Regions from separate parts of the Homo sapiens genome. Here region 1 is linked to region 2. A link is a contact called in ENCODE Hi-C or POLR2A ChIA-PET data. All regions are on one chromosome and are shown on one strand. The core of a region is the stretch at or near the end of the contact, and the rest is flanking DNA. Distances in the headings are between cores, read along the strand shown. Region 1 has its middle 150 kb from the start of GLUD2. Region 2 holds the start of GLUD2 (glutamate dehydrogenase 2).

Evidence for each region. Hi-C counts contacts between places; a loop is a spot of excess contacts on that map. ChIA-PET counts read pairs that join two places held with the same protein, here RNA polymerase II (POLR2A). Pooled maps may share reads with other maps.
Region 1: a map of K562 shows a loop between it and region 2 (6-fold over the local background). The contact joins the enhancer-like site here to the promoter of GLUD2 in region 2. A Hi-C loop is called at or near these places in 1 of 168 maps with a recorded cell type or tissue (K562) and 1 of 50 pooled maps. POLR2A ChIA-PET finds 5 or more read pairs at or near these places in 1 of 52 experiments (K562).

What each region holds. Positions count from the first base shown.
Region 1 is chrX:121,195,900-121,200,312 of GRCh38, forward strand. No RefSeq gene overlaps it. Among named protein-coding and RNA genes, the nearest start is that of GLUD2, 150 kb to the left of the region's middle. RefSeq lists an enhancer at 1,300-2,499. Within about 2 kb of position 1,777, at least 3 of the 41 ENCODE cell types and tissues checked have a DNase peak (open chromatin) inside an H3K27ac peak, as active enhancers do.
Region 2 is chrX:121,044,680-121,048,859 of GRCh38, forward strand. It overlaps GLUD2 (glutamate dehydrogenase 2), which reads left to right and starts at 2,931. Exons shown (of 1, transcript NM_012084.4): 1 at 2,931-4,180. The coding sequence starts at 3,006. It overlaps LOC105373328 (a long non-coding RNA gene), which reads right to left and starts at 2,795. Exons shown (of 4, transcript XR_938572.4): 1 at 2,380-2,795.

The sequences.
Region 1 (4,413 bases), core at 527-3,026, 150 kb after region 2:
TATGGTTCTGACTTCCTCTCCATTACCTTTATGCTCTAGATTACTGAGCCAGAAACTAGCTTACGCTATGTGGGTTTGGAGGTGTGAGTGTGATATTTATGGGTATTTTTTTTGTGTGTATGTACATGGGTATGTGTTGGGATGGGGGAAGAAGAAGAAAGAAGTATCCAAAATCTCACTACCCTGAGATAGCCACTTTTAGGATGGCTTATTTTGTGTGGCTTATTTTGTGTATACATATATACCTAGGTAACTTTTCACAAATGGCATCATTGTCTAATGCTTGCTCTATTGTTAAGGACAATTTTGGGGGAAGTTGTCCTCCCCTCTTCTTTTCTTCCTTCTAATTTATACTTCCCCAAGGTAACCAGAGTTAATAGCCTGGTGCATATCCTTCTGTACATTTTTCTAAAGTCCCTTCATCTGTTTCAAACACACACACACACACACACACACACACACACACACACACACACGGCTTTTGTTTGGACATTATTTAAAAATGTGATTATTATATAATACATTTTTTCTATATCTTTTAATCAGTACCTAGTGGAATTTGCGTAAATTCCACAGTTGTTCTCTTAGTGGTAGCATAATAGCTCATGATATGAACGTATCACAGTTTATTCAATCATTTCCATATTAATGGGCATTTATTGGATTTCTAGCTTGTCACAATCACCATAGATACTGCAGTAACTATTCTTTTTTATTTTTCAGTTTAAACCATATTAAATTGCTGTTTTGTATGTCAAAAAGTCAACTTTGAACAAAAAAATGATACTGGCATGTAAAAAATAAATCAGCAGCAGTATGATCAGTTTTGAGAATGCAGAAATAAAATCAGAAATTTTTGATGCAACCCAAAGCTCTCCTAGAATGCAGAGGAAAAGAACAAGGAGATAAAAATAACAAGAAAATCAATAATAAATATAATGGGCCAGTGAATGTAGAACCAACATATTGAAAGGAGTAAACTAGCTTGCTTTAGGTAGACAGCAAGGGAAGGGTCCCAGAAGAGCCCCCCAGCCCATGGGTCAGTGCCTCATCCCCACATAACATAAAAAGCAGCCTGGGAAAATAATTCAAGCTGCAGGCACCGATAAGGGAACTAGGACAGGGTGTTGTGCCTGAAGACATGCCCATGGCTGCACAGATAGAACAACCTCCTGCCCGTTTGGATAAAACTTACACAGAACCTCCAGCTCACTCAGATAAGGGAACAAGGCCTGGCATCCAAATGCCAGGACAAAGGTCCTTTGTATAGTCAGCAGGTTCCCAGGAAAAGTTTCTTCTCCTTTTGTGGGCATGGGCACGGTGGGCTCTGGTGGGTTTAGGTGGGCACTCTACTTTCCTTTATTAGAACTATAAGTCCAGGCTGGGCGCGGTGGCTCACGCCTGTAATCCCAGCCCTGTGGGAGGCTGAGCTGGGCAGATCACGAGGTCAGGAGTTCGAGACCAGCCTGGCCAATATGGTGAAACTCCGTCTCTACTAAAAAATATACAAAAATTAGCTGGGTGTGGTGGCGCGTGCCTGTAGTCCCAGCTGCTCAGGAGGCTGAGGCAGGAGAATCACTTGAACCCAGTAGGCAGAGGTTGCAGTGAGCCAAGATTGCGCCACTGCACTCCAGCCTGGGCAGCAGAGTGAGACACCGTTTCAAAACAAAACAAAAACAGAAACAAAAACCGAAAGAAACTGTAAGTCCAGCTTCTATGAATCATCACCTCAGCTCCGGATTGGTTCCAGGCCAAGGTCCCGGGCCAAACTTTCACGTCAGCTTGTGATAGGCCCTGGGGCAAGCTAAGCAGCATCTGTGAATCATCATTTCGGCTTCTGATTGGTCCCCTGCCAAAGTCCCGGGCCAGGCTGAGTCACGGGTTCGCCAAGACAGCCCACAGACTAAGCACATTTCTTCTCTTTTCCGGTCCATAAAATCCCCAGAATGGGCCCCACAGTGAGTATTCCTGTTCAGGACTCTCCTCTCTACTGACAGAGAGCTTTCTTCTTTCACTTATTAAGCTTTCGCTCTAAGCTCACTTTTGTGTCCGCGCTCCTTAATCGTCTTGGAGGTAGGACAAAGAGGCGTTATCTCAGACAGACAATGACGGACTATTTCAATATGGCTTATCTATATATCTGAAAGACAAGAATAAATGCAATAGAAGCAATAATAGAAGAAAACATCTATAAAATTAAGAAACAGCTGAATCTGCAGATCAAAAGGTATCAGTGAAACTAGTAAGATATGACTGATATCTATATAATCCTGATGAATGTTCTGAATTTCAAGGATAAAGAAAAAACTTCTATAAGTATCTAGTCAAAGAAAGAGACAACAAAAACCAAAAACTGGGTACCTCTAAAGAAAAAAATGGGATATCCTTAGAATTTTCCATAGTGTTAAATGTCAGAAGACAAATAGTGGAACATTTACATTTTTGATGGGAAAATGTTTTGACCAAGGAGTTCTCTACCCTGACAGTGCAACATAAAGATATTTTCAGAAACGCAAGAGCTCAGAGAATATACCCTCTATAGAACCCTTGGGAAATGAGGTGGGGAGATGCAAAATAAATTCTCAAAGCATCTTGTAAACAATAAAAAGTAAAGACCTTAAGAATATAGACTATGTTATAAAAAGAATTATGTGTGCATTGAATCTATTTGAATGTAGAATTAGTCTAAATAGTATAGATAAGGTTACAAAACAGAATGGATATATTAATTCTTGAAAGGGTAGACAACATAATTTTAAATATACAAAAACCGGACTAAAATCTCATACTATGCCACCATTACCTGGGAGATAGAGGGGTGGGGTAGGAAAGTAGAGGAGGTATGAGAGAGAGAGTTTCAAGGAGAAATATAAATTCATTTATTTTAAATTTTGGGGTAACCTCTTACAGAATTAAAACTAGAAAGTATACTTTACAAATGACTCCAGCAAAAAAAAAAACACATTAAAAATTAGGAAGAAAGCATAATGCAAATAGAACAATTAAAGAAAGACCAATAAATGCCAGTAAACGTGTGTGGGTTAAACATTCCTATTATAAGACAAAGATTCTCAGATTGAATTAGAAAACAAGGTTCAACTGTAGTTTCTGTGGTTTATAAAAGACATATCTAAAAGTGACTGTTAAAGGTGAAAAGCAGAAAGACTATATATACACAAACTGTATATATAAACTATGTATACTGAGTACATATACATGCGTGAATATATACTGAGTACATATACATGCGTGAATATATACTGAGTACATATACATGCGTGAATATATACTGAGTACATATACATGCGTGAATATATACTGAGTACATATACATGCGTGAATATATACTGAGTACATATACATGCGTGAATATATACTGAGTACATATACATGCGTGAATATATACTGAGTACATATACATGCGTGAATATATAGTGAGTACATATACATGCGTGAATATATAGTGAGTACATATACATGCGTGAATATATAGTGAGTACATATACATGCGTGTATATAGTGAGTACATATACATGCGTGAATATATACTGAGTACATATACATGCGTGAATATATACTGAGTACATATACATGCGTGAATATATACTGAGTATATATACATGCGTGAATATATACTGAGTATATACATGCGTGAATATATACTGAGTATATATACATGCTTGAATATATACTGAGTATGTATACATGCATGAATATATACTGAGTATATATGTATGAATATATACTGAGTATATATACATGTATGAATATACTGTATTTACTTAGTTTATATATATATACATGTAGAGAGATGGAGAGATAGGTAAATATATCTAAATATATCAGCAATTTGAAGCAGAAAAAAAGCATAATATTCTAGACAAAGTGGAATCCAAGGCAACCACATTAATAAGATAAGGCTTTTCATTTATTACTGATTAACTATGGCCATCCAATCAGGTAGTCACTAGCTGCATATGACTATTTGAAATTATTTTATTTTATATTTTAATTTCAACAACTTTAGAGGTATAAGTGGTGTTTGGTTACACAGATGAATTGTACAGTGGTGAAGAATGGGATTTTAATGTACCCATCAATTCAGTTCTGTACATTGTACCCAATAAGTAGTTTTTTGTCCTTCCTCCACCTCCTACATTTCCCCTTCTGAGTCTCCAATGTGCATTAATACCAGTCTGTATGCCTTTGCATATCTGTAGCTTAGGTCCCACTTATAAGTAAGAACATGTGGTATTTGGTTTTCGATTATTGAGTTACTTCACTTAGAATCATGGCCTCCAGTTCCATCCAAGTTGCTGTAAAAGACATTATTTCATTCTTTATCATGAGTGACTAGTATTCCATGGTGTATATGTGTATGTGTGTACATATATATATATATATATATATATA
Region 2 (4,180 bases), core at 1,681-4,180:
TTTGTTTGTTTCAATTTCATTTAGTTCTTCTCCGATTTTTCTTATATCCTTTCTTCTGCTAAGTTTGGGTTTGGATTGTTCTTTCTCCAGTTCCGTGAGGTGTGACCTTGGATTGTCTATTTGTGCTCTTTCAGACTTTTTGATGTAGGTATTTAGTGCTATGAACTTTCCTCTTAGCACAGCTTTTGCTGTATCCCAGAGGTTTTGATAGGTTGTGTCACAATTATCGTATTGTACAGTTCAAAGAATTGCAAAAATATAGAACCAGCCCAAATGCCCATCAATCAATGAGTGGATAAAGAAAATGTGATATATATATATCCCATAGAATATTACTTAGCCATACAAAGGAATGAAATAGTGGCATTCACAGCAACCTGGGTGGAATTGGAAACTATTATTCTAAGTGACGTAACTCGGGAATGGAAAGCCAAACATTGTACGTTCTCACTCATAATTGGGATCTAAGCTATGAGGATGCAAAGGCATAAGAATGATACACTGGACTTTGGGGACTTGGGGGAATGGGTGGGTGGTGGCAAGGAATAAAAGACTACATGTTGGGAACAGGGTGCACTGCTCAGGTGATGGGTGCACCAAAATCTCAGAAATCATGACTAAGTAACTTATTCATGTAACCAAACACCACTCGTTCCCCCAAAACCTATTGAAATTAAAAAAAAAACAAAACACATGCACACGAATGTTCATTGCAGTACTATTCAGAATAGCAAAGACATGGAGTCAACCTAAATGCTCATCAATGACAGATTGTCCAAAGAAAATGTGATACATATACACCACGGAATACTATGCAGCCATAAAAAAGAATGAGACTCTGTTATTTGCAGGAACATGGATGGAGCTGCAGGCCACTATTCTTAGCATATTTACCCAGGAACAGAAAACCAAATATTGCATGTTCTCACTTATAAATGGGTGCTAAATGATGAGAACTCATGGACACAAAGAGGGGAGCAACAAACACTGGGACCTACCAGAGGGAGGAGGGTGGGAGGAAGAAGATCAGAAAACATAACAATTGGACTAGGCTTAGTACCTGGGTGACTAAAAAATCTGTACAACAAATTTCTGTGTCATGAGTTTACCTATATAACAAACCTACATGTGTACCCCTGAACATAAATAAAAGATTTTAAAAATTTAACTGATTATATGTTTAATGTTTATTTTTGGGCTATTCTATTTCATTTGTTTATGTCTGTCCTTATGCTGGTACCACGCTATTTTGATTACTTCAGGTTTGTTGTAAGTTTTGAAATCAGGAAATTTGAATCATCCAACATTGTTCTTTTTCAAAATTATTTTGAGTACTCTGAGCCCCTTGAAATTCCATATATATTTTAGAATAGACTTTTTTATTTATACCAAAAACATCATTGGGATCCTGATCGGGATTGCTTTAAATCTATAGATCACTTTTGTGAAGTATTATCCATTTTAATAATTGTAAGTTTTCTAATTCATGAACATAGAATGTCTTCTCATTACTTATGCCTCCTTCAATTTCTTTCAGCAATGTTTTGTATTTTGCAATGTACAAGTCTTTTGCCTCACTGGTTAAATTTATTCCTAAGTACTTTACTCTTCTTGATAGTATTGTAAATTGAATTGTTTTATTAGTTCCCTTTTTAGATATTTACTTCATAGCATATAGGAATGTAGCTGATATTTTTGTGTTTATTTTGTATTCAGCAACTTTGTTGAATTTGTATATTACCTCTGTGTATGTGTTTGTCTCCCTCTCTCTCCCTCTGTATAATATTTGGCGTTTGCTACACATAAGGTCATGCCATACGTGAACAGAGGTAATTTTACTTTTTTTCTGTTTTTTTTTCTTTCTTGCCTAATTCCTCTGATTAGAACTTCTAATACTATGTTGAATAAAAATGGCAAATGTAGGCATCTTTGCCTTGTTCTTCATAATAAGACATCCTGTGATTTTTAACATGCATTATGTTGTATGTTTTGGCAGCATTGTTGTTTTTCTTGCAAATAATTTAATAGTTTAACTCAAAGCTTCTAGGATGCTTTCATGTTGTTAGGTGAATCATTCCATGACTGCCGAATAAGGAATTTTCCAAGTGAATCTCAGAAATTTGTGTTTTAATAAGTGCTTCAGGTGATTCTGTTGCATACTCAAGTTTGAGAACCATTGTCCAAGGGGCAAAAGCTGCCATTGCCAATTGCTCTTTTTTATCTGAGAGGGGGCAGGATCCTCCTGGTCCACTGCTTGTGGATGCAACTTATTAAATGAAATAAGGCCATGAGTACTCTAGGGCCCAATCTCTGCTTTTTGTTTTGTTCACTCCTGTTTAAAATTTCACTCAGGGCTCTCTTTGGAAGAATTGCACTTACCTTTGCCATCCGGGGCTGAGGTTTCATTTTCTTTGGTTATTCCCCAGGCCAGTACCATTTGCTTTTTACTTTCCAGAAGTTCTGTAAAGATTGTTGATGGTACCCTTTCTTAGCTTTTTTTTTTTTTTTTGGTCTTGATATAGTCCTATTCTTCTAAAAAATCTTTTCATTTGTCTCCGTCAGACTTTGATGGAGAGGAGGGGAGATATTGTTTACATTTGTTAAAAATGGCTTTTAAGTTAAATTCTAACTAAGGGTCTATTAGGAAATAAAATTGCCTTCTGACTCCTTTTGATTTATTTTGCAGAATTGCATATATCCAAAGCTCTGGGTAATTATTAAACATTAGAAGTATAGAACAAACAGGCCAGCCAGGCCCGGCGAGGCCGCGGCGGGTCCGGCGCCCCGGACCTCCGGACCCGGAGGTCCGGCGCCCTGGTTGGCGCCCTGCCCCCAAAGTCCGTCCTCCCCGTTAGGTGGCGCCCAAGGGGAGGGGACAGCCGGGCAGGCAGGAAGCTGCGGCTTAAAAGGGCAACCCGCGCCGGACCCTTCCTTCCTAGTCGCGGGGAGTCTGAGAAAGCGCACCTGTTCCGCGACCGTCACGCACCCCTCCTCCGCCTGCCGCGATGTACCGCTACCTGGCCAAAGCGCTGCTGCCGTCCCGGGCCGGGCCCGCTGCCCTGGGCTCCGCGGCCAACCACTCGGCCGCGTTGCTGGGCCGGGGCCGCGGACAGCCCGCCGCCGCCTCGCAGCCGGGGCTCGCATTGGCCGCCCGGCGCCACTACAGCGAGTTGGTGGCCGACCGCGAGGACGACCCCAACTTCTTCAAGATGGTGGAGGGCTTCTTCGATCGCGGCGCCAGCATCGTGGAGGACAAGTTGGTGAAGGACCTGAGGACCCAGGAAAGCGAGGAGCAGAAGCGGAACCGGGTGCGCGGCATCCTGCGGATCATCAAGCCCTGCAACCATGTGCTGAGTCTCTCCTTCCCCATCCGGCGCGACGACGGCTCCTGGGAGGTCATCGAAGGCTACCGGGCCCAGCACAGCCAGCACCGCACGCCCTGCAAGGGAGGTATCCGTTACAGCACTGATGTGAGTGTAGATGAAGTAAAAGCTTTGGCTTCTCTGATGACATACAAGTGTGCAGTGGTTGATGTGCCGTTTGGGGGTGCTAAAGCTGGTGTTAAGATCAATCCCAAGAACTATACCGAAAATGAATTGGAAAAGATCACAAGGAGGTTCACCATGGAGCTAGCAAAGAAGGGCTTTATTGGTCCTGGCGTTGATGTGCCTGCTCCAGACATGAACACAGGTGAGCGGGAGATGTCCTGGATTGCTGATACCTATGCCAGCACCATAGGGCACTATGATATTAATGCACACGCCTGTGTTACTGGTAAACCCATCAGCCAAGGGGGAATCCATGGACGCATCTCTGCTACTGGCCGTGGTGTCTTCCATGGGATTGAAAACTTCATCAATGAAGCTTCTTACATGAGCATTTTAGGAATGACACCAGGGTTTAGAGATAAAACATTTGTTGTTCAGGGATTTGGTAATGTGGGCCTACACTCTATGAGATATTTACATCGTTTTGGTGCTAAATGTATTGCTGTTGGTGAGTCTGATGGGAGTATATGGAATCCAGATGGTATTGACCCAAAGGAACTGGAAGACTTCAAATTGCAACATGGGTCCATTCTGGGCTTCCCCAAGGCAAAGCCCTATGAAGGAAGCATCTTGGAGGTCGACTGTGACATACTGATCCCAGCTGCCACTGAGAAGCAGTTGACCAAATCCAA